6 separate regions of the Homo sapiens genome follow, and all the other regions are linked to region 1. A link is a contact called in ENCODE Hi-C or POLR2A ChIA-PET data. All regions are on one chromosome and are shown on one strand. Each heading gives the region's core, a stretch centred on a gene start or an enhancer-like site at or near the end of the contact. The rest is flanking DNA. Distances are from core to core; before and after follow the strand shown. Region 1 overlaps LOC124901253 (a long non-coding RNA gene). Region 2 overlaps BLOC1S5-TXNDC5 (BLOC1S5-TXNDC5 readthrough (NMD candidate)). Region 3 overlaps BLOC1S5-TXNDC5 (BLOC1S5-TXNDC5 readthrough (NMD candidate)). Region 4 overlaps CDYL (chromodomain Y like). Region 5 overlaps LYRM4 (LYR motif containing 4). Region 6 overlaps LYRM4 (LYR motif containing 4).

Region 1 (3,950 bases), core at 1,011-3,510:
AACCTTCCCTTTCTGCCACTCTAAAACTTTCCCACTCCTCTGCCTGCCTTTGGATTTCTGCCAAAATGCAAGTGATGGTGACTAACTGTCTTGCAAGCTCTGAATAAATAGTTTTCTGGTTCTCATTTGGTTGGTCTTCATTTATTTCTGCAGAAACTATGCATCAGCTCTCAGTCCAAACATATCATTATTTGTTACCTTATCCTCCTGTCCAGGAAGCCTTCTTCTCCCTTCCCACCTATCCACATCATACACTTTCTTCCAAACCCGACTGCCTCCAAAACCCTACCCCAGATAGCGGCGACTAATCTGACACTTTTGGTCCACAGTGGTTGGTGATTCCTATCACCTCCTGAAGGCCACTGGCATTCTATATCTCTAGAGTGCATTTTGGGGCTTGAATTATTTGTGTTACTGGTTGTCTTACTGTCTAATTCAGATGTGTTTCAATGTCTTCCCACAAAACCCTGAGCATTTACTAAGGTGTCTCTCTCAGCAGTGTTACTCAAAGGGGGTCCACCGAGGCAACGTCAGCATTCCCTTGGGATGTTTCAGAAATGCTTATGAACTGGACCCTGCTCCCAATCTGTCTAATCAGAAAGCCTCTAGAGGATTGTGGTACACATTGGTTTTTTTTTTGAGAGGCCCTGCAGCCTCTGGCATGAATCAGTTCATAGGTCCTAGGAAGTATTCAGTGAATACTCACAGAACAGAATTGATTACTTCCTTTAAATGAACCAAAGCTTCAAATAGAAGCACTGCCTTTTGTTTCAAGGACTGAACACATGAAACTGAATGAAATTTCTCTGGCCTGAGAACAAAAGTAAAAAACATATTGAAACACAGCTCCTCCCAACACATTCAGCCATCACACACTTAGACACTTCAAAGAATAGAGATTTTTATGGCGTGTGAAGAGTGAGTTAAGTACTAGCAAATTCTCAGATTAACAATAGTGCCGAAGAAGCTGCCTACTAGATGGTAGTTTTTTTTTTTTTTTTTTAAAAAAAAAAGGAAGCTAATGACCATGGAGAGGGCTGGTTCCTAACCAGGAGCTGCATCAAAAGCCAGACACTCAGATGCATGAAGAAGTCTCAGGTACCTGGGAGGGAAGGGAGTGTAACGCAGTCAGGAAATGGAGTAGTGCCAAGTATCAAGGCAAAACTGCCTGCAACAAAGTATTTTTCTTTCTCCCCAAGTGTGGCTGTGTATGCAAAACCTGGGCTCTGTTAACAGTTGGAGCCAATTGGAGAAGTGAAGCATGTAAAATTATGTTGAGGGGGAGTCTTGCATGCGGTTTGTGCAGGGTGTGCAGCTATAATCACTACTGAAAGAAAATTAGCTGCCCTAGTCAGATCCTGGATACCTCTAATAGCTTCGGTTTAAGGAAGTAAGGCCAGATGACTGGGTTTTTTTTTTTTTCTTATTATTTTTCAGAAAACACACGAAGTTGGCAAGAGAAAGGACATCTGAAATTCATGAAAATGATCGCGGCACTGGCCTTGCATGTAGACCCCTGGCAACCAGCAACTCTGCAAACACTGTCACTTTCCCATCACTGTGTTTTCTAAGTTGTCTGTGGGGCTCTTCAGTAATGGGGGCTGCAAAGAGTTTGAGGACAGACAGTGAGTCACTTGCTGGCTTTGCTACAGCATCCAGAGACGATCTGAAACAAAGTCCAGGCTGCTGCTGCTAAGTGAGAAGAAAGATAGCCTTTGGGGTCAGCAGGCCCCTTATCATAAACTACTAAATAAGCATGTTTCATACAAACAACAGCCTTCATTTTAAACAGGCCTTACCTCCACTGCACAGACTCCATATGCTTCTTAAGAATCAAACTTAAACTGGAAGATAAAGTCTGAGGTTTGGGATTGGCAGTGTTGTGTATGCTGTCTCGCTGATGTGAAATACTGATAATAAATCCAAAGAAAAGCAAGTATATTTAGTCCAAGAATACCTTCATTTCCTTTCTAAAAACAAAACATGATTAAAATCCCACACAAAGAGGTGAGCCTGCCTGTAGACCGGAAGGCTGGTAAATACATTAACGACACCTTAAAATCTGAGTCTTACCATGCCTTGGCAATTAGACCAGACAGTATAGAATGAAGAACTAAAAGCCGCTTATGGGCCCCTGGGCCACAGATTTCATAAAAAATTAATGCTGAGTGAAATAGAAACCATCTGAACTACAGCTGGCAAACATGTGCAGGGCTTTGATCGCCAAGGCCCAGCAACAAAGAGCATTTTCGGTTATTGTTTGTTCGACTGGGACTTTCTTCTGTCATATTTCCTGCCTATGCTGAAAGGCATTTTGAGACTAGAGAAGAAGTGGTGGGAAGTGAGGGTTGAAATAAAGATGGTAGTTGGCTGTTGTATTTAGAATAAATGGGCAGTTCTAACCTGCTATGGTTAACAACCCTGGTCCAGAGAACATGAGTAAGGGTCCACAGGCAGAGCCACTGCGAGGCACTCGTGAGATAGAAGAACCAAGGGGCAAGGTGTCCAAGACGGATGTTCAATGTTGCTCTTCCCTTCACCGAGAAGCTTAGGGGCTGACCGTAAGTCTTTTGCGGGAAAGGACCTCTCTCTTGCTCCCTGCAAATCCCTTGCAGCACATAACAGAGTCCCTGACCCGTATGAGGGTCCCATAAAAACTATTCTGTTGACAGACCAGAGTGGTAGAGTCACCCCACCTACAGGGGTGGTCTCCAATAGGTACCAGCTAGCTGCCACATTCTAATGTCCCCATCCCCTGCACCAGAAGACCTGTGCCTACACTGCTCAGAGGGTGAGGAGAAATCCAATCATATCTTCCAGGAGCACCATGGGCCCAGCTCTAAGAGAGATCTTGGAATGTGTAGATTTGAAGGGAAATTTTGAGTAAGAGAAAGATAGGAGTTTGGAGAAGGTGTACTTTAGCCAAGACAATGGACTTGGTTTTAAAAATGTCTGTTTGAGTCTGAAATCCGTAATGTGCCAGGTGTGTGATTATGAGCAAGCCCCTTTGCCTCTCCAAGCCTCAGTTCCCTTGTATGAATAAAGCATTTTAGGGAGCACAAATCATTCTTTACACTTGCAGTTATTTAGTGCTCCCTTTTATGTGGCTCTCAGCCTCAGAAGCCAAAGTTTAAGTGAGTGGCTGACTGTTTAAGATAAAGGTGAAATAAAAACCAGTGGTGCATATACAATTCACTAAAAACTTTTACTTTCTTTTTTTGTCAGCAACCCTATTGCTTTCACTGACATAAGAGATTCCACTGACTTTAATTCATTAATTAACTTGTATTTTTGTACATATATTATATGCCAGATTAGGTCCACAAGGAACATATTTGTTATAGGAGGAAAACACAGAATATTTTGAAGTCTATTAAATCGTGGAAACAGACTTGTTGACGAAATTCCAAAACACTAGCTTTTAATATAGTTTCCCCTTCTTGACTGCAGGCCTTAAAGATAGATACAATTTCCTACTCATCACAAAGTCTGTCAATAATAGATAGATAAATATTACCATATTAATTATATTGCTATATATTACAGCATACTCAATATTAGTGTTGTATTATTATTATAAACAGCAGGTTAGATAAATATTTATTTGATGAATGTGTCTCAGTTATCTATTGCGATGTAACACACTATCCCAAATATTAGTGGATTAAAATAACAGCCACTTTGTTTCATTGCTCACAATTTTATGATTTTGGCAGGGCTCAGCAGGGCAGTTTCTCTCTGCTCCATGCACCATCAGCTGCAGCTCCTTGACTGGGGCCAGAGGATCCACTTGCCAGGTGGCACACTCGCGTCCTCACTCGTGCTGCAGGTTGGCAGAGATGGCTGATGCCTGGGCTCCGGTAGGATTATGAGGCAGCTGGACTCCTCTCCCTCCCTGCACATTCTCATGTCCCCACCGCTCCATGTGGCCTCTCTGTATGGTTTCTCCA
Region 2 (3,950 bases), core at 673-3,172, 1.6 Mb before region 1:
ACTTTGTAAGAAACTGCCAAACGTTTCCAAAATGGATGTTTTATTTTATATCCCCACCAGTGGTACAGGAGAGTTTCAGTTGCTCCACATCCTTGCCAACACTTGGTATTGGTAGTCTTTCTTTTTTTTAAGTATCAAGTATGCACTGAAAGATACATCAACATTAATACAGAAGAAACAGAGTCAAATCATTTAATCGAAATAATATAATAATATAATTCTGGCCGGGTGCGGTGGCTCACACCTGTAATCCCAGCACTTTGGGAGGCCGAGGTGGGTGGATCACAAGGTCAGGAGATCGAGACCATCCCGGCCAAAACGGTGAAACCCCGTCTCTACTAAAAATACAAAAAAATTAGCCAGGTGTGGTGGCACACGCCTGTAGTCCCAGCTACTCGGAAGGCTGAGGCAGGAGAATAGTGTGAACCTGGGAGGCAGAGCTTGCAGTAGGCCGAGATCGCGCCACTGCACTCCAGCCTGGGCAACAGAGTGAGACTCCAACTCAAAAAATAATAATAATAATAATAATATAATTATACATCTCGGGAAATTGAGAGCTGGAAACTTGGCAGGGGCTTCCACATTATGGAACAATTTCTATAGCTGCAATGAACTTAAAAAAAATACACTTAAACATTTATAAATGTATGCTTTGCCTGGAAGGAGTCTGGCAAAAACAACAAATAATCTTAAATGTATACATTTCATAAAAGTGCTAATGATTTTTCCCAACGCTTCCCATTCACCTTCACCCTACAGAGAGTTCTGACTTGGCTCATTTAATTTCTTCCCTTCCTCAGTCACTCAAAAGTGTTCTTCCATTTCTTGGTCACTTATTTGGACTTTTTTGATGTCCAGGCTGTAGGAAAAGCAGTTTATTTGAGAGGTAAAAGTGGCATTTGGGCTAGAGCTTGGTTAGAGCTAATTCTGAGAATGTTCTAGAAAGAGTTATCAGAGTAGTTGTTAAGTATGAAAAAAGCAGACAGCAGAAAATTATTGTGGCAGACTATATACATTACCTTCTCATCATAAAAACAAAGCACTCATTGTTTTTACTGAATTGCCTGGTGGTAGATGGGGTGTGTTCTTAACTAAGCACTGCCTTGACAAGACAGAGGGATGTGGTGCCATCATCTTTTCAATAGGAAATGTATATGTGCATATATTTGTGTATATGTATTTTTCCTATATTGATTGCTTATATACATATTCACATCCTTATACATATCTATGTTTTATAACTTGAACCTTGTTTTTTTAACTTTATTGAGGTATAATTTATAAAAAATTATATAATTCAAGTTGTACAACATGATTTTTGATACATGTATACATTGTGAAATGATTATCACAAGCTAATTAACATATTCATCACCTCAGATAGTTACCTTTTTGGGGGTGTGTGTGTGCGTGCGTGCTCGTGCAGTGAGAATACTTAAGACCTCCTCTCTTAGCAAATTACGGGCATATAATGCATTATTATTAACTACAGTTACTGTGCTGTACATTAGGTCTCTAGAACTTGCTTTGTTTTTTTGGGATAGAGTCACTGGAGTGCAGTGACGTGATCTTGTGATCTTGGCTCACTGCAACCTTCGCCTCCTGGGTTCAAGCGATTCTCTGCCTCAGCCTCCCACGTAGCTGGGATTACAGGCGTGCACCACTATACCCAGCTAATTTTTGTATTTTTAGTAGAGATGGGGTTTCACCATGTTGGTCAGGCTGATCTTGAACTCCTGGTTTCAGGTGATCTGCCTGCCTTGGCCTCCCAAAGTGCTGGGATTGCAGGTGTGAGCCACTGCACCTGGCCAACTTACTCATTTTGTAAGTGAAACTCTGTACCCTTTGACCAACATCTCCCCATTTCCCCACCCACAACTCCTGCCAACCACCATTCTCCTCTCTGTTTCTATGAGTTGGTTTTTGTTTTAGATTCTGTATATAAATGAGATTATTAGTAGTCTTTTTATTTTTAGCTGTTCTCGGTTCGGTATAATGGTATCTCTTTGTGGTTTTAAGTTGCATTTCTCTGATGACTAAAGATAGTGAGCATCTTTTCATGTTATTTTTGGTCATTTGTACATTTCGGGGGGTAGTGCCGATCTCTTTAGTTTATGGGCTGTGTGGTTGTGTGTTGTTTGTTCCATCGTTGAATAGTAAGAGTTATTTATATTTTCTAAATTTAAGTGCTTTGCCAGACTCATTAATTACAAATATTTTCTCCTGGTTGATGGCTTGCCTTTTAATTTTCTCAACAATTAGTTCATGTTTTAAAAAGTTGTACTGAGCAAAATTTAGCCAGGCATGGTGGCAAGTACCTGTAGTCCCAGCTATTGGGGAGTTTGAAGGGGAGGATCAATTGAGCCGGGAGGCAGAGGTTGCAGTGAGCCATGATGGCATCACTGCACTCCAGCCTGGGTGACCGCGCGAGACCCTGTCTCAAAAAAAAAAAAAAGTATTTAGTTGCCAATTCTTTATTTCCAATTCTTCATTGCAACTTTATTGACACATAGTTGACCACAATAAATTACATATGTTTAAGGTGTACAATTTGATGAGTTTTGACATGTATACACCATTGAAGCCATCATCACAATCAAGATAATGCACATTTCCTTCAGCTCCCCAAAAAACAGTTTATTTTGAAGAGCAAAAGTTTTTAATTTTGATGAAGTCCAATTTATCAAATTTTTCTTTTATGGTAAGTGATTTTTATGTTATTTTTGGGAAATCTGTGAAAATCTTTGCCTCAAGGAGCAAAATTTGTCTCCTATAATTTTACTTACATTTTCTCATATTTTTTCTAAATAATTGTAACTATAGTGTTAATTTTCTCCTTTAACCACTTATTGAGTTTTTAAACATTTTCTAAATAGCTTTTTAACCAAAAATTTTTAATTAGCTTTTAATTTTTTAAGTTATGATGAAATAATGTGTACTTTTAATTATATTTTTCATTTTTATATGTATTTCTTATATATTCAATCTGTATTTTTTGATGAATTGAGCCGTCAAGGCTAATACAGGGATGTTGAAGTGTCTCCCTTTCTCTCTTTATCCCGTTACCCTGTGTCGTGAGTTCCATCGCCGTGGTTCTTTCTAATTTGGTTTTGAGGTCTCCACTTTTGAGAGTGGCCAAAACCTGGCCGGGCGCGGTGGCTCACACCTGTAATTCCAGCACTTTGGGAGGCCGAGGTGGGCGGATCACGAGGTCAAGAGATCCAGACCATCCTGGCTAACACGGTGAAAACCCGTCTCTACCAAAAACACAAAAATTTAGCCGGGCGTGGTGGCGGGCGCCTGTAGTCCCAGCTACTCGGGAGGCTGAGGCAGGAGAATGGCGTGAACCCGGGAGGCGGAGGCTGCAGTGAGCCGAGATCGCGCCGCTGCACTCCAGCCTGGGTGACAGAGCGAGACTGCGGCACACACACACACACACACACACACACACACACACACGCCAAAAACCAAGAAGCCACTCTCTGGGAGAGCCCTAACAGCGTGGGGTGGGGGAGCTAGGTTCACCTGTGTCCATCAAGTGAGACAAAATGAGGGAATGAAACCAAAATGGCTGAAACAGAAGAACTGTATAACTTACAGATCCCGGAAAGGTCAGAGCTGCCAACAGGAGGCTAAGGAAAAGTCCAGGGGTGTCAGAGAGCTCAACCAGGGAGAGGGAGTGGGGAGTAAGGGAGAGAGGGGAGAGCGAGAGAGAGAGAGGACCTGTGGGATTATGCCTTTATTAAGATCCGTGGACCTTATCCCTTAGGGTTTCCCATGGGGGTTGTGGATTGGCTAATTTAAAAAAACGTGTGGTTGGGCACGGCGACTCATGCCTCTAATCCCAGCACTTTGTGAGACCGAGGCTGGTGGATCACTTGGGGTCAGGAGTTCGAGATCAGCCTGGCTAACAAAGTGAAACCCCGTCTCTACTAAAAATACCAAAAAAA
Region 3 (3,950 bases), core at 856-3,355, 1.6 Mb before region 1:
AATAAAAATCTCTGATAAATCATTTAGGAAATAGGTTTCTATCTTTTTCTTTCTTCTTCCATTAGCACTTCATCCAGCCAATTCTTAAGTAGTCTTCAAGGCACAGTGTGTTGGCCAGGTGTGGTGGCTCATGCCTGTAATCTCAGCACTTTGGGAGGCTGAGGTGTGCAGATCACCTGAGGCCAAGAGTTTGAGGCCAGCCTGGCCAACATGGTGAAATCCTGTCTCTACTAAAAATACAAAAATTAGCTTGGTGTGGTGGTGGGCGCCTGTAATCCCAGCTATTTCAATGGCTGAGGCATGAGAATCGCTTGCATCCAGGAGACAGAAGTTGCAGTGAGTCAAGGTTGCACCACTGCACTCCAGCCTGAGAAATAGAGTGAAATTCTGTCTCCAAAAAAAAAAAAAAAAAAGGACTCAATGTATCAACAGTTGACATTCTTTCAGGCTGCCCAGCTTCACTGGACACCTTTCCTGCATTTGTGGAGCCTCTGACCTAACCGCCACAAGTTAGGATAGAGCATAGACCATTGAGCCCTACTGCAGTGAGGCTTCCATTGGAAGCTAGTTTTGCGAAGAAGCAGGGGTCATGCAAAGTCCATCCTGCAGGGCAGCGGTTGCAGAGGTTCCCATGGTCACATATAGTGTCCTGTACCAGAGGTGGGATAGGAGGAATCTGCATGTCGAGGTGGTAGCAGTGGTGGCAGTATTGTGATCTAATTTGAGCAGTATTGTGATCTAATTTGAGCAGTATTGTGGTCTAATTTGGGCATTGTTCCTGGCTTCTCTATCTCCTAACCCTAACCCTAACCAAGTGTTCCTCAAACATGTCTCAGTCAGAGCTCTTCTCTTAAGAAAACACCTATTAACTTCCAGCAAACATCAGCGTTCCTTTGGTGGTCTGCTCCACATCTGTGCTCTCAGAGCCCTGCTACAGTCCGCCACAGGCGCACCAGGGACTGAGATCCTGGCTGTGTCTCCTCTAATCCCAGGAATTCTCAACCCTAGGAAGTAGGACAAAGCCATCAGTATTGCTTTCAAGACCTAGATGATTGCAATGTGCAGCCAGAATTGAGAACCCCCAGGTAGGATAAACATTTTCCTGGATTCTGAACTTGGAATAGTGTTCTGAAATTCAGGCAGCTATGAAGAGCTGGCCCCTAAGTGCTGTGAGAGGCATGTCCCCATGCCCGTGTGGAATGCCACAGATCCAAGGCCAAGGCCATCACTGCAGGCCAGCGCAGCTGAGAGAGGAGTGGAACAACTCAGTGAGCAACCTGCATCAGGGAGAAGTCTTCTCTCCTGTTATGAAGTCCAGGTGCTGGTGAGCATCAGCTTCTGGATCAGCCTATCGGCCCCGCACCTGGGGACTCTGGGAAAAATAAGAACTCCTGTAATAGCATCTAGCAGACAAAGAGCTGGGAGAATGACAGGGGCATGAACGAGAAGAGCCAGCACTTGCACAGACTGAATGAGCTCCTGGGAGCTGGAGTGAGTGTTCTGTGCACTTTGAGAAACAGCACAGATCATTCAGCTTAGTGGTCATGATCCAGTCAACAAAGAAACTCTCTTTATTCTCCTCCCCCCTACCCCCGAGACCTCACAGATCCCACATGGATTTTGAAAGCTTTTATCTGCCAAATACCCGAATCTGTTATGTTATAATGTAATGTGGGTTTTTGGTGCTTATTAATTGTTTAGTAGGCTGTGTTGCCCAAGGAGCTTGTGAGAGTAGTGAGTAAATATGACCTTTCCATTAACCATTTCAATACACTGAAAACAGCTCTACTCCCTGTGTGACTCCAGCCTGGGAATTCACTTTGGTCTTTTTCTTTAGATTTTCTCTGATGAGAGCAATCCTCTAGCTTTTTCTCCACCTCTCAACAATCACATTTGAATGGTCACATGAGCTCATCAAGAAAAACACAGTTTTTCTTCTTCTTTAGAGGCACCTACCAAGGTGTTCTGACCAAATTAGAACAACAGGATGTAAATGCTTTCAGTACCTCCTAAAAGCAGTACTGTTCGCCCAATAATAACTCAGGATGCACCTGTTAAAGTGGTTCAAATGGTGGCATTTCAGTTTCTGAATGTCCTGGGGTTGTCTTGACAATGTTACAACACATTTGGGTCTTGTGTTATCCTCTGGAGGTGGAAAACAAAAGCTGTATTTTTCCCATTCAGTAGCCATTCCTCCCATGTCAGTTCTTATGTGCTCCCTGGGATGAGGACAGCTTCCAACGAGAGGCTTTGCCATGCACCTACAGGGCTGCTGTCGGAAGGGAGTGCAGCTCCTTGAAGGCTGTGGATTTGCAATAAGAAGGCAGCGTAGACCGGGCGTGGTGGCTCACGCCTGTAATCCCAGCACTTTGGGAGGCCGAGGTGAGTGGATCACGAGGTTAGGAGATTGAGACCAGCCTGGCCAACATAGTGAAACCCCGTCTCTACTAAAAATACAAAAATTAGCCGGGTGTGGTGGCAGGTGCCTGTAGTCCCAACTACTCAGGAGGCTAAGGCAGGAGAATTGCTTGAACCCAGGAGGCAGAGGTTGCAGTGAGCCAAGAGCATGCCATTGCACTCCAGCCTGGGTGACAGAGTAAGAATCTGTCTCAAAAAAAGAAGGCAGTGTAGCAATACTATTTTGCTAGAAGTAGTACTAACTTCTAACAATACAGACCAACATACCTATTGCCTTTTCTGCTTGGGAAAGGCCATGATTTTGAGGGGGGTCTCTCTCAAGCAAGCCATCCTCTGAGGGTAGACAAATGTGACTTTTCATCCATTCCTTCATGCATTCATTCAACAAACAGGTATCGTATTAGTCTGTTTTTGCGCTGCTGATAAAGACATACCTGAGATTGGGCAATTTCCAAAAGAAAGAGGTTTACTGGACTTATAATTCCAAGTGGCCGGGGAGGCATCCCAATCATGGCAGGTGAAAGGCACGTCTCACATGGCAGCAGACAAGAGAAGAGAGCTTATGAAGGAAGTCTCCCCTTTTTAAAACCATCAGATCTCATGAGACTCATTCACTATCATGAGAACAGTGCAGGAAAGACCTTGTCCCCATGATTCAATCACCTCCCACCGGGTTCCTCCCACAACACATGGGAATTGTGGGAGTTACAATTCAAGATGAAATTTGGGTGGGGACACAGCCAAACCATATCAGGTATTAAATGCCTGCTGTGTACCAGACATCACGTAAACACCTCTCAGGCCATGGGGCTTACAGTTTAGAGGGAAAGTCCGAGGCTAAACAAAATTCACACAACCAAATAATTACCCTTCTGTGAAGGGATATGGGGAGAAAGGACAAGATATTAGTGCAGGAAGCCTAACCCCAGCTGGAGGTCAGGGAATTTTTTACTGAGAACATTGTATTATTTCATCGCTGTACACAAATTCAGTTGTATCTTCACTTTTAGGCTTTCTGAGCTGGAAGCCACGCTGCTTGGCGATGGGAATCTAAGCAGGACCATGTGTGGCTGCTACCATATGAAGCAACATGTCAGTCCCTTGGGAGGGCTGGGAGTTCAGAGGAAGTGACGCTGAGCAGCCTGTGTGGAGGGGTGGCCGGGTCATGCAGGAAAGGCCGCATGTGAGAGAAGGTGCCAGGCACAGTGAGTCAGTTTGTTTTGGTGGAGCCTGGGAAAGAGATGTGGTTAGAAAGAGGGGTTCCTTCATCCAACACTTGTTGAGCCTCAACTGTATCCAGGCATTTGGGTGCTAGGGAGAGAGAAGTGAATGTGGCAAATAGCCCCTGGCCTTCGGGGAGCTTATTGATGGAGAAGACGGCCACCTTAACCAGCTAAGTCTGCAACAAAATGGCATCAAATGACAAAAAGTGTTATGCAGAAATTAAACAGCATGGCACTGGTGAGAGCTCAGTGGGCAGAGGGAGGCTGCTGCAGAGAGGGGCTTTGACTTGTCAATGTGGAAAGGCAATC
Region 4 (3,950 bases), core at 613-3,112, 1.5 Mb after region 1:
GTGAGAGAATCCTGAAAGAATTCTCATCCATGCCCCAGGCTTCAGAGCAGGATAAAATCTGCTTCACTTCAAGGCAGATGGAGGAGAATGGGGACAGCAGAGGAGGTGCAAAAATTGCCCAATCCCTCAAATCTTGAGATAATAGCCAAGAGAAAACTAAGTGACTGGAAAGGGATGATAAATGGGCAAAAGCTGCAGGACCAGGTGGATGAGGATCTGTGCAGAGGAAGCAGAGGATAGCAACAGGGTGTCTGATGGATGGGAGCAGAAGAACCCTGACACTGTCAACAGGCACCTCACAGGAAAACTCAGGGAGCCAGCTGAGAATAGCAGCCAAAACTAGAAGGGTCTTTGCACACTTCCATCTATAGGTGGATGCAAGTGATCACAGCCAGGTCCGAAGGGACTGCAGCAGTCTAAGGCTGAAGGGCTCTTGAAACTAGCCAGCCAAAGCCTCCTTCTACTAAGAAAAACTGCTGGGAACAGAACAGCAATGGAGCAGGAAAGGGATAGTGTGGGGTGGGGGACGCAATGGAAAGAGAAGGTCTAGCCCAGATGGATGGGGAAGGAGAGGAATGGGAGGACAGCCCTTGAGCTCAAAAGGTACCAGGCCACACTGTCAAGTACTTAGTGAGATGCCGGAAAAGAGAATCCTGTGGCCTCTGAAAACCTCTCCCGCCCACCCTCCCTGCACAAGTGCACACAACCTAATTTCAAATAAAAAGAAGAACAGAAAAAGGATGGTGGCTGACTCTCATACAAACTTATCTCAAGGGAAAAAAAAAGAACAAAATAAACTGAATAATGACCCTAAAAGCAATGAAAGCACAACAGAAAGACACGCTCATGAAACAGACAAGCTATACTCACCCTAGTATTTCAAAACTAAAAATATCAACTTTCTGTAATGGCAGGAAGGGTGAAGAGGTCACACAAACACTCACAGATAACATTTATAATAACTGTTTTTTGTTTTTTTGAGGTAGGGTCTCACTCTGTCACCCAGGCTGGAATACAGTGGTGCAATCATAGCTCATTGCAGCCTCAACCTCCTGGGATCAGGTGATCCTTCCACCTCAACCTCCCAAGTAGCTGGGACTACACACACTGCCATCACACTCAGCTAAGTTTTTTTTATTTTTAGTAAAGACGGGGTCTCACTATGTTGCCCAGGCTTGTCTCAAACTCCTGGCCTCAGGTGAGACTCATGCCTCATCCTCTCAAAGTGCTGGAATTACAGGTGTGTACCACCATGCCAAGCTAATTAGTGATTTTTTTTTCAATGATCTAAAGGTAGTATTTGCAAAAGCCAGGAAGAGAGTTAAATCTCAAAAACTGTAACTAGAAGGGTTAAGAATTGTGAGTTTGTGGCATCTTGGCTCAAGGCACTGCTCAACTCCCACAGCTATTGCTGCAAAACATGGGGGCAAACAAAAGCCAGTTCCTCACCAACTAAAGGTGCCAGATATCAAAATCTGGAATTGGGGAAGCAGCTAGAAATTTAAAGCACTCTGACAGCACTAGAATATAGAGGTGACACTCAAATTCAGAGCATAAGATGCTGAAATCCCTAGCTGACAGCTGAACTACATACTACATATGTGCTGAGGAAACCACAAGCAGCACGGTGAAAAAGCAGTCAGAAACCAGAAAGCAATATTTTTAAAAAAGAGTAACATGGAGCCAAATCTGTGAATATGATGCTCTTTCCCAACTATGCTCAAGCTAGGGCGGCATAAAGCTTGAAATGTCAGAGTACAGAGCTCAAAGCTGGTGGAGTGCTAGAAACTAGGGGAATCCCCAGAATAAAGACAACCACAGAGAAAAGTCCATCTCTACTCAGATCCTTAGCCAACTTTCAAATTTTGCAGACACAGGGGAGACTCACAGGGTGCCACACTAAAACCACCACCAGTGCAAAGACCTAAGAGCAGAGGAGAGCTACAAGCGGCTGCATATCACAGGAAAAACAAAGTGTGTAGTTTGACCAAGCAGTTTATTAACAGTCTGCTACAATAAAAACACAATAATCCTCAGAAGAACACAAGAGTTCAGACTCACTACAGCATATGTCCAACTTTCCACTAGACAAGAAAAAAATAGGAAATCTTGACCCTCTGCAGGTAAAATGATAGTCAACAGAAACTGATTCCAAGTGAGCCGAAATGTTGGATTTAACAGACTTCAAACATTTATCATAAATATTTCAAAAACGTCTGAAAAACATGCCCAAAGAATTGAAGGAAAATATGGTATCAATAAGTGAACAGATATGGCAATCTCAAGGGAGAAAAATGAAACCAGAAAAACTAAAAGCCTAGATCTGAACAAAACATTTACTAAAATAAATGCATTAGACTGGCTAAGCAACGGATTGATGCTTGGTTCTGCCATCTGCAATGAACCTGAATACAGAATAATCTGAAGAACATAAAGAGAAAGAGATGAATGAAAAATAAGTAGAATTCCCAAAAATGTGACAACAGGAAGCAGTACCTTAATTGGACTCTAGAGAGAGGAAAGGAGGAAAAGACATCTGAAGACACAACAACTGAAATATCTCCCAAAAGCTCAATAAACCTCAAACAGAATAACACAAACAAAACTTCTTCTAGACACACCTTAGTCAAATGGTAGAAAGCCAAGGATAAACAAAATCTTGAAAGCAGCCAGAGAAAATGACGTCATAAACAGGAAAACAACGGCAACAATAACGATAAGAACAAAGACTTCTCCTTAGAAACTTTTAAGTCTGAAGACACTGGGACCACATATTCAAATTACTGAAGAAGGAAAAGGAAGAAAACCAGTCAACCAAGAATTCTAGTATTCAGAAGAAGTTTCCTTTAAAAATGAAGGTAAAATAAGGGCATTTTCAAATAAACTATTTGTCATTGGTAGATCTATAACAAGAAATGCTAAAGAAAGATCTCTAGTCCAAATGGAAACTACACTAGATGGCAACTTAGAGCTACAGGAAGAAATGAAGACAGCCAGAAATGGTAATTATGTGGATATATGTAATATCTTAGTTTTCTATAAAAGATGACAGCATAAAGCAAAAAATACAACACTACTGATGGGTTTACAAAGTATATAAATGCAACAACTGTGACAATAATACTAAGGATAAGTAGTGGAACTGGAAACACATCATTGAAAAAATTATATGTCTTATCCAAAGTGATTCAATATTAAAGAAAAAGCTAAGATGCATATAGCTAGAAAACCAACAGAAGAATTAAAATTAATAAGAAATTTTGGTTAACACAAAATCAGCAAAAGAGGAGGAACAAAAGCAAATAAAATCCCTTCCCTAAGAAAAGCAAAAAATGATAGACCTAATATAACCATATTAATAATTACTTTAAATGTAAATGGATTAATTTCAATTAAAAAGCATGGACTATCCGATTATTTTAAAAAGGCAAGAACTGACTATATTCTGGTTTCTAAAGAACAATTTTAAATATAAAGACAGAAACAAACTAAAAGTAACAGACTGGAAAAAGATATACCAAAGCTAGAATGGATACATTAATGTAAAACAAAGTAGACTTCGAAAAGTATTACTAGAAACAAAAAAGACGTTTCATAGTGATTTTAAAAGGAAAATATAACAATATTATAAATATACATCCATCTAATGACAGCTTCAAAATACGTGAAACAGAAACAGAAACAACCAATGCACAATCGTATTTGGAAATTCTAACATATTTCTCAGTAATTGATAAAATTGGACCAAAAAACAATAAAACAAAGAGATGAGAGATCTTGGCTGGGCGCAATGGCTCATGCTCTGTAATCTCAGCACTTTGGGAGCCGAGCAAGGCAGGCAGATCGCCTAGCTCAGGAGTTCAAGATCAGCCTGGGCATATCATGAAACCCCATCTCTACAAAAACTAGCTGGGTGTGGTGGCACACACCTATAGTCCCAGCTACTTGGG
Region 5 (3,950 bases), core at 1,030-3,529, 1.2 Mb after region 1:
GAGTGGGGCCTGCGTTTCACAAGCATTCCAGGTCCTGCCTGGGGGTATAAATCCTGGCTCTCCCTTTTCCAGCTCTATGGACTGCACAAAAGTATAATACTATCTAACTTCTCGGCATTTCTGTTTTTTCACCAATAAAAAAAATGAAGGTAACAATACCCCCTCAGAAGATAACATGCGAGCAAGATGGAAGCACAGACCTGGCACAGGCCCATTCTTTACTCTGAGTCAAGTCTAGTCTCCTTAGGGACAGGGCATCAATAAGGGACCCCTCAGCACCTTGCACGATTCATTTAGTTCTCAGGAATTCATTTGCTAGGACTGAATACGGGAAACATGCTACTAAACTGCCCCTGAACTCACAGGCTTGTGATGTGTGGTGGATGAGACACAGCCCGTGCTGAGGCAGGCAGGTCTGAATCCAGTGCCAGAAGCACCATGTGCCATGAGGTGGCATTCGAATATTTGGAGCAATGAAGCGATCTCATTGAATGTATATATATGCTAGAGGAATTGCAATCATGAGAAAAATTAATTGCAGAGTTGATCGTAGAGGCATAGTGTCCAGGCAGAAACCTAATCCAAGCAAGAGATCATTTGACGGCTGAGGGAAGAGAGAGCCAAGGGGAATGGAGTGGAATGGAATGGAATGCAGGAACTCTAGAGGGGATTTAAAGGCTGAATATGCTGGTTTGCGGGCTTGAGTTAGGAGCCCACCTCTAGCAGTCAATATTACTAGAGCATTGGTGGTGAAGCCGTGGGTGTAAATAAGACCACGTGAAGTGGGCGTATATTAAAGACATATTGGTGACCTTTCTGATGTTTTCTACCATTTCATATTAATAGGCATGAGGATCGAAAATAGGAAATGATTTTTCTTTTCTCCTCCCTGGCAGCCTTCTCTGCTGTGATGTTTTTTCCTCATAAGGCTGGGGTCCTATTGCTTTCCCTTCTGATGAAGCTTTTTTATTACTTGGTGGGTAGAGGGCCTTAGGTGTGGCAGAGAAATTCCGCAGCCTCGCCCTCGCCGTCATAGTGATGAAGAGCGTTGACTCCGGAGTCACCAAGGGAAATTAAGCACATGTTTTATTAATCTTTATGAACCTCAGTTTCCTCTCCTGCAAAATGAGAACAATACTGGTGCCGACTTCGCAGCACTGTTTGCAGCGTGAGGGCGATAAGGCACTTACACAGGCGCGTGCCCCCCACATGGAAATGCCTGGAGATGCTGCCGGCTCCTCCACTCACCGAAACTGCACTTTCTCTCCTTTGTTCTAAATGAGAAACCAGGTGTGGGGAGCAAATGGGAGAAAGGGGCAGGAGAAGCTTGCCTCAGATTCCAACTCATATGACCTGTCAGTGACTAAAGACGGAATGCCAACACATGGATTGTGTGTGTGAAATGCCAGGTTGGTGTTTTCCACAGGGATGTGCCCGTTGTTCTCTGCTTTCTGTGGAATTCTCTTCCAGCGCCAGGCCTGGAGATGGGGCCTGCCCTTTTACCTCTCAAATATGTTCCCAGGGAAGAGTGTGTCCTTCTCCGGGAGCCACCCCATCACACTGACTCTCACTTTGGGCTCATTGCTAGAAACTCTGTGGCCTGCGCCTGCTTCCCATGTCGCGTCAAAGCGTCTCAGCACAGACCTAAAGGAGACCTCAGAGGTCACCCAGCGTGGCCTCGCAGAAACACCTGCGGGAAGGGATTACGGAGGTTTGCAGGGAAGGCCGGGCAGCCCGGGAGTGAGCGCCGCACTGCAGCTCCCAGACACATGCAGCTCCTGCTCCCAGGCAGGAACAAAGTGATTTCCCAGCTCCTGGGGCCATGGGTAGCTAACTGATTAAATACCCGGTTTGGAAAATTCACCTGACGTATTTCTTTTTTTTTTTTTTTTTTTTTTTTTTTTTTTGAGACGGAGTCTCGCTGTGTCGCCCAGGCTGGAGTGCAGTGGCGTGATCTCGGCTCACCTCCCAGGTTCACGCCATTCTCCTGCCTCAGCCTCCCAAGTAGCTGGGACTGCGGGCGCCCACCGCCATGCCCGGCTAATTTTTTGTGTTTTTAGTAGAGACGGGGATTCACCATGTTAGCCAGGATGGTCTCGATCTCCTGAGCTTGTGATCTGCCCGCCTCAGCCTCCCAAAGTGCTGGAATTACAGGCTTCAGCCACCGCACCCGGCCTCACCTGACATATTTCTTACACGTAAGCCACTTCTTTTTCTTGTCCAAACTGAGGCTAGCCCTCACCCAAGACTTGCCTGTATCTCAGTGCAGGTAGCTGAGCAAGGCACAGCCGCCAGGAGGAAGTCGGGGAACAGCAGCCGGAGCCTGGGGAAGCCCTGCACAAGTTGGCCTTGAGGAAACCACCTGACAGACGTTTGCTCTTCCTCACAGAGCTGGTGAGCATTCTGACTATGTGGTCACATCAGATCAGATCGCTCTCACCTCTCTAAGCATTTCTTTTTCTGGAGTATGAAGCAGCTATTCAGGGAGGAAAGCAATTTGATGTCAGGGGCTTCTTTGAGCCTTGGGAATTAGACCTCAGAAGCTTAGAATTGGAGCTCAGCTGCTGGTGGAAGATATACTGTGAATGTTTTATTCAGTAATGCATATATAACATTGAGCAGAATCCAAATACATAAATCACTTATACAATAGCTGTGAAGAGCCACCTTCCAGCACTTGAGAACCCGGCAGCCAGTGGCTCACAAAGGCCTCTGTCGCCATCTGCTGGCCGCATGCTTTCTCATGCTGTTAATTCTTGCTCTGGTATTTTTTGTTCCCGCAGCCTTTGGCACTCAGGTTCTTCTGCTGTAAAATTTGCCTCCATCAGAGCTGTATTGCCTTGTGTTTTTGAGGCTTGCAGAAGAGACCCTTAGCACTCCTTAAAATTCTGGCAGGACAGAGAAAACAAGATGGAGAGAGATGACAAAGCCGATTTCTTCCTCCTGGCTTTTTTTTAACCAGTTCTGTGCACTATCAGGCCCTCTGAGCTTAGGCCTATGCCAGCCACATCTCAAGGCCAAGGACACAATACTCGGTTTGTCTTTATAATAGGTCCTGTTATTGTGTCTGTCAACCTCCCGATGTCTGTATCACAGTCACCAATATATTACGCTAAGGAAATAGGAATTATTCACATTGCCAGTAAAACTTGCCCATGTATAAGCACAGACTCACACAGTTATGGGCCTGAAGACCATCCCCAGTGGCGAAACTGTGCCCCAGAGGTTGCCATAAGTCACTGGAGCCAGAAGGCATATTTGATCCCCTGTGTAAGATTGGCCACCGTACCCTGAATGACAGTGGTGTGCTGACTCACACAGAAGATCCGCTTGTGGTGCAGGCTTGGCCTCCTCAATGTGGCCACAGGCCCTAGAGCGCTAACAGATGTCACTTATCGGGATCACCCCTGAGGCATTGTGAACAGGAAGTGGCATCACTGATCTCCCACCAGCTCTGAACCAATACATGTGGCATCCCAACTTCCGGAGAGGCTGGACAGAGCATATCCGGAATGCAGCCACGTGGGGAGTCAGAGTAGGGCAAGGATATAGGAGTGCTGATGAAAACTGAAAACACAGGGGACCGGCCCGCGATGCGGCCTCCTGGGAGACATCTGCATGAGGCCAGCAGGCCAAGGGTCCATGGCTGGGGATGGCTGCGCTCTCCTTAGGGAAAGGCATTCCAGAAACTGAAGTTACGAGGCAGCGTAGGGAAAGCATCCTGGGCTCTTCAAATCTGGGCATGGCTGTGAGTCCCAAAGCGTTGTCAGTTTACACCATCTCCTAATGCAAGGGCTAAGTCATTAGGGAAAAAATCATGTTTCAGGTTTTAAGGGGAAAAAATGAAAAGGTGCATGGCCTTTACCTGTAAACAGTAGAAGGGGGTGGGGAATGGTTGAATGGTAGAAATGAAAATCAAGAAATCTAGCAATGGCTGGTGATTTAAGGAC
Region 6 (3,950 bases), core at 878-3,377, 1.2 Mb after region 1:
CCCTTCCTATTGGCATTCTCAAGTTTTGTGCACATGTATGACATTTACACAGTAGGGGATCTATTGAGATATTTTCAAACAGTCAACAATCCTAATCAAAATGTGTGCTACTGAAATAAGTTATTTGGAGTATTAAAACAAGTATCTTCCTGTGGACAACACTACTCATTTGTAATTATGTGATGGGAAGCTTGGGGAAATGTACAGGAGCTTTCAGAACTTATACTTCTGCCTCATGCCATTGTAGATGAAATTATATACTCACACTTTTAGAAATCTGAGATACACATTCACCAAAACTTTTAACCACTGTGAAAGAAACAGATAATCAGCTGTCATTATCCTTGTGTTCAAGATGAAGACCGAAACTTCATTTTCAAAGGTAACTCTGTCAGATCATAACATAAGCACACTTCCTTCAGTGCTTCAGGCCTCAGTAACAGCCAAGACTTATTTCTAAACCACACTGCTCATCAGGGTGCAGTCTATGAAAACTGCCCAGGAAACCTCCTTCCCATTGGTTCCTGAGGAGGGGAGGAACGGACAGCAGACAGGTGAGTACTCAATTTGATTATCTCAGGTAAAGCTTAGAACCCAGCAAAGGCTAACAGACAGTATCACTGGTAGCACCAAAGAAGCCATTTCAGATAATTTCTTAGTATTCCGTAGGCCTTAGTATACCAACAATCTGTTTCTACCACCTTAAAATTTAATAGCGTAGGCCAGGCACGGTGGCTCATGCCTGTAATCCCAGCACTTTGGGAGGCTGAGGCGGGTGGATCATGAGGTCAGGAGTTCAAGACCAGCCTGGCTAATATGGTGAAACCCCATCTCTACTAAAAATACAAAAATTAGCCAGGCATGGTGGCACATGCTTGTAGTCCCAGCCACTTGGGAGGCTGAGGCAGAAGTATAGTTTGAACCCGGGAGGCAGAGGTTACAGTGAGCTGAGATCACGCCACTGCACTCCAGCCTGGGCAATAGAGCGAGACTCTGTCTCAAAAAAAAAAAAAAATTAATAGCGTAATACAACCACCATTTTTGTTATAACTCACAGATTATCTGGGCCGGGAATGCTGATAGTGCACATGCTATCAGCCATAGCTGGGAAGACTGTAACACTGGGTGTACTCAAATGGCTGGGGTTTGGAATCACCCGGAGACAGGTCTGGTGCCTAGGCCAGGATCAGCAGCAGCTGTAGAGCAGAATGTCTGTGTGGCCGGGGCTTCCTCACATCGTGGTAGCCTCAGAGCAGTGCGACTTCCTACTTGGTGGGCAGAACTGCAGAGGAGAGTGTTCTGGAGGACAGAGCAGAGCTGTGTGGCCTTTTGTGAAACAGCCTTGGAAATATGTAGTTTCATTTCTGCCATATTTTTTTGGTCAAAGGAGTCACAGGCTCAGATTCAAAGTGTGGGAACATAGACCCCCGATTCTCAATGGCAGGGGTGTCACAAAATGTGTGACCCTGTTTTAAAACCACCACAGGCCCCCTCTCCTTAGTATTCCACTGGCCCTTTATCCTGGAAACCTCAGGAAATGGTTTTTCCTGATTTTCTTCTTTAATTCTCCTCTCCCATCCCTTCCTCAATCCAGTTCAAGGATAAGGGCCTAGAACTCCACCTGTGTCCTATTCCCTCTTGAATCCACAGGTCGAGCAGGAAAGTGAAGGATGAGGCTGGCATGTGTAGAAGTGCCAGTGGAGGGCGCTGTGGCTGACTAGAAGGCCTCTACGTTTTAAAGGACAGCTGTTCCAAACGGAGGTGGGAATGAAGTCCTTGTGTTTCCAGATTTCCCATTTTAATGTGAAATTAGATATTGAAATATTGCTTCATAATGTTTTAAAAGCATACCATGAGATCTGGGTTTATGCTCTTGTCTATGCACTGGCTCTGAGCCCCTCTTTGAAAGACCCAGAACTCATAAAACAAGGCATTATTTAAGATTGCACATTTATGTTTATCCCCAGAAATTTCCACATTGGGGTCTGGAATGCCATTGCTTCTTTAAATACTACTTACTTTAAATCATATTTGCAAAGAATTCTTGTAACTGAGAATCTAGGCGCTCAATAAATAGACCGCATCCTTCCTTCATCTGCACATGAATGGCAGCATTTTGTGCATTAATTACGTGTGTGATGTGTCTAAGCTGAATTGGCTGAGGAGCAGAACTTTAATGATTAGCTGTATAAAACTGAAAGAGAGCTTCAATTTTGACGTTAAGCCTTGCTTATCTTTTATATTCTCAGCCTTTCTCGACGTTTGTTAGAATTTAAACTTGTCCTAAGCATGACAACATCTGTTCAAAAGAGAGGGGGGATAATATATGTTTATATATACACACCTTAATTTAGTATTGGGGACCTTCCAGTTACCAATTATAAGTGTAAAGACTAAATAAAAGTTATAGAAAATTAGACAAAATAAACAGTGACCAAGAGAAGATTTAAGAAATCTGAAGCTAAAGATTTATTTTTCTGCCTGCCCTCCTTGAAGTAACCATTAAGTTTATAAATAGCCTCCTTCCTCTGAGAAGAAAGGTCCTAGTGACACCAAACAGGATGCGACGCGCTGAGTACTCTCCCCTTTCATTTTGAAACTCGAGCTTTTGTGAAGACTATCATTGTGCATCCGTCTGTCTCTCCTCATTACCACTTCTGGTTGGAGCCGGAAGCAGGACAGATGCATATAGTCCTCATTTCAACCACAGGAATTGACTTTAAAGGTGACACTGTCCTTAGTAACACAGCTGATGCCCTGTAGGGGTAAAATTAGTTGTGTTTTCTCTGTGCAGGTGAAATTTTAATGAATTTTTTGATACTCTGTAGAGCATTCACTGCAAAATGCGTTGTAAGCTCTAAACACCAACAGCTGATTGTGAAAGACTCTTTATTTTTTCTTTGCCCTAACTTAAAAAAAAACAGAGAATGTTTCCAGAGAATCTACTAAGGAAAACATCAGGTCTGACAACAAAAGAGAACTGAGAGAGCGAAGAGGAGGCAGCTTTCTGCACTTTGCACACTGGGTTGCAGTTCTCACAGAATCCTGGGGCTCAGGACAAAATGGAAGCTTCCTCCTTGGACCTGCATTTACCCCAGGCCTCGAAACAAAGCCCCCCAGTCTATAGTTTCCAGTGTCACTTCACAGATCTTTTCATACCACAGCAACCCATACTGCCAGGAATCTGCCTGTTGTCTCCAGCACAGCTTCCTATTGAAAGCAACTCTATGTCTAACCTGCCTTAAAGCAGGTTACGGCTATATTTTAAAACCCACCGCATTAATTCAGGACATATCTTTTTATCAAATGGATTTCTCTTCTGCATACATATTTAAACATGAGCCGTACACTCAGAGCAATGGACTGTTTTATGAAAGGTGATTAGCATATAGTACTCAATCAAAGAATTTGTAAATGAAAAAAGTTGAAAATATGAAATATTGATCACTGGGGTACTCATTAACTGTTCAAAAGCATAATTTAGTTGAATTTCAAATGTGTTAATGTAGGATATCATTCATAGAAAAGAAAAGGATTGTAATTTTACACATCATGTTTAACTTTTTAAAGTGTGGCATCTTTAATGCAGGTATTTGTTCTTAGAACTCTTATTGTATGACTGATTCAGACTTCGTGATTCATTAGCCCTACAAATCTCGAGAACATACATGAATGTGCTCATACAGAGGTTAGAAACTTGGGCTAGCTCAAGGGTAGCCTAAGAGAATATTGGAGACAGAAGGTTCTCATTCCTTGAGCAGTGCTCAGAGCATAGCTCCATGTATAGTGAGCATAACAGCGTTGATGTGTCTGATTGGTGTGTTGGTATTAACAAACATGTAATGGCACAGAGGACAGGAAATTTCATTACATCTCTGGCAAATTCATATTGAAAGAAAGAAGGACAGATGGTTGAAAACAGCCATAAAATATTCTATTACATGTCTGCA

The links. A loop is a pair of places that touch in the nucleus more often than their neighbours do. ChIA-PET counts read pairs that join two places held with the same protein, here RNA polymerase II (POLR2A). Pooled maps may share reads with other maps.
Region 2: a pooled map shows a loop between it and region 1 (13-fold over the local background). The contact joins two enhancer-like sites. A Hi-C loop is called at or near these places in 3 of 37 single-sample maps with no recorded cell type and 2 of 50 pooled maps.
Region 3: a loop to region 1 is called in a map with no recorded cell type, with 11 times the contacts of the local background. The contact joins two enhancer-like sites. A Hi-C loop is called at or near these places in 1 of 37 single-sample maps with no recorded cell type and 2 of 50 pooled maps. POLR2A ChIA-PET finds 5 or more read pairs at or near these places in 1 of 52 experiments (activated CD8-positive, alpha-beta memory T cell).
Region 4: a pooled map shows a loop between it and region 1 (9-fold over the local background). The contact joins two enhancer-like sites. A Hi-C loop is called at or near these places in 2 of 37 single-sample maps with no recorded cell type and 2 of 50 pooled maps.
Region 5: a loop to region 1 is called in a pooled map, with 2.0 times the contacts of the local background. The contact joins two enhancer-like sites. A Hi-C loop is called at or near these places in 3 of 50 pooled maps.
Region 6: a pooled map shows a loop between it and region 1 (5-fold over the local background). The contact joins two enhancer-like sites. A Hi-C loop is called at or near these places in 2 of 50 pooled maps.

Annotation. Positions count from the first base shown.
Region 1 is chr6:6,329,806-6,333,755 of GRCh38, reverse strand. It overlaps LOC124901253 (a long non-coding RNA gene), which reads right to left. Exons shown (of 2, transcript XR_007059428.1): 2 at 3,589-3,950. Among named protein-coding and RNA genes, the nearest start is that of F13A1, 11 kb to the right of the region's middle. RefSeq lists an enhancer at 1,895-1,944. Within about 2 kb of position 2,260, at least 3 of the 41 ENCODE cell types and tissues checked have a DNase peak (open chromatin) inside an H3K27ac peak, as active enhancers do.
Region 2 is chr6:7,961,328-7,965,277 of GRCh38, reverse strand. All of the region lies in intron 4 of BLOC1S5-TXNDC5 (BLOC1S5-TXNDC5 readthrough (NMD candidate)), which reads left to right. Among named protein-coding and RNA genes, the nearest start is that of TXNDC5, 53 kb to the right of the region's middle. RefSeq lists an enhancer at 1,547-1,596. Within about 2 kb of position 1,922, at least 3 of the 41 ENCODE cell types and tissues checked have a DNase peak (open chromatin) inside an H3K27ac peak, as active enhancers do.
Region 3 is chr6:7,915,231-7,919,180 of GRCh38, reverse strand. All of the region lies in intron 4 of BLOC1S5-TXNDC5 (BLOC1S5-TXNDC5 readthrough (NMD candidate)), which reads left to right. Among named protein-coding and RNA genes, the nearest start is that of TXNDC5, 6.4 kb to the right of the region's middle. Within about 2 kb of position 2,105, at least 4 of the 41 ENCODE cell types and tissues checked have a DNase peak (open chromatin) inside an H3K27ac peak, as active enhancers do.
Region 4 is chr6:4,799,568-4,803,517 of GRCh38, reverse strand. The region is part of intron 1 of CDYL (chromodomain Y like); the gene reads right to left. Among named protein-coding and RNA genes, the nearest start is that of CDYL, 25 kb to the right of the region's middle. RefSeq lists an enhancer at 1,108-1,157. Within about 2 kb of position 1,862, at least 4 of the 41 ENCODE cell types and tissues checked have a DNase peak (open chromatin) inside an H3K27ac peak, as active enhancers do.
Region 5 is chr6:5,142,582-5,146,531 of GRCh38, reverse strand. The region is part of intron 2 of LYRM4 (LYR motif containing 4); the gene reads left to right. All of the region lies in intron 3 of LYRM4-AS1 (LYRM4 antisense RNA 1), which reads right to left. Among named protein-coding and RNA genes, the nearest start is that of MIR3691, 3.8 kb to the left of the region's middle. Within about 2 kb of position 2,279, at least 2 of the 41 ENCODE cell types and tissues checked have a DNase peak (open chromatin) inside an H3K27ac peak, as active enhancers do.
Region 6 is chr6:5,173,133-5,177,082 of GRCh38, reverse strand. The region is part of intron 2 of LYRM4 (LYR motif containing 4); the gene reads left to right. The region is part of intron 3 of LYRM4-AS1 (LYRM4 antisense RNA 1); the gene reads right to left. Among named protein-coding and RNA genes, the nearest start is that of MIR3691, 27 kb to the right of the region's middle. Within about 2 kb of position 2,127, at least 9 of the 41 ENCODE cell types and tissues checked have a DNase peak (open chromatin) inside an H3K27ac peak, as active enhancers do.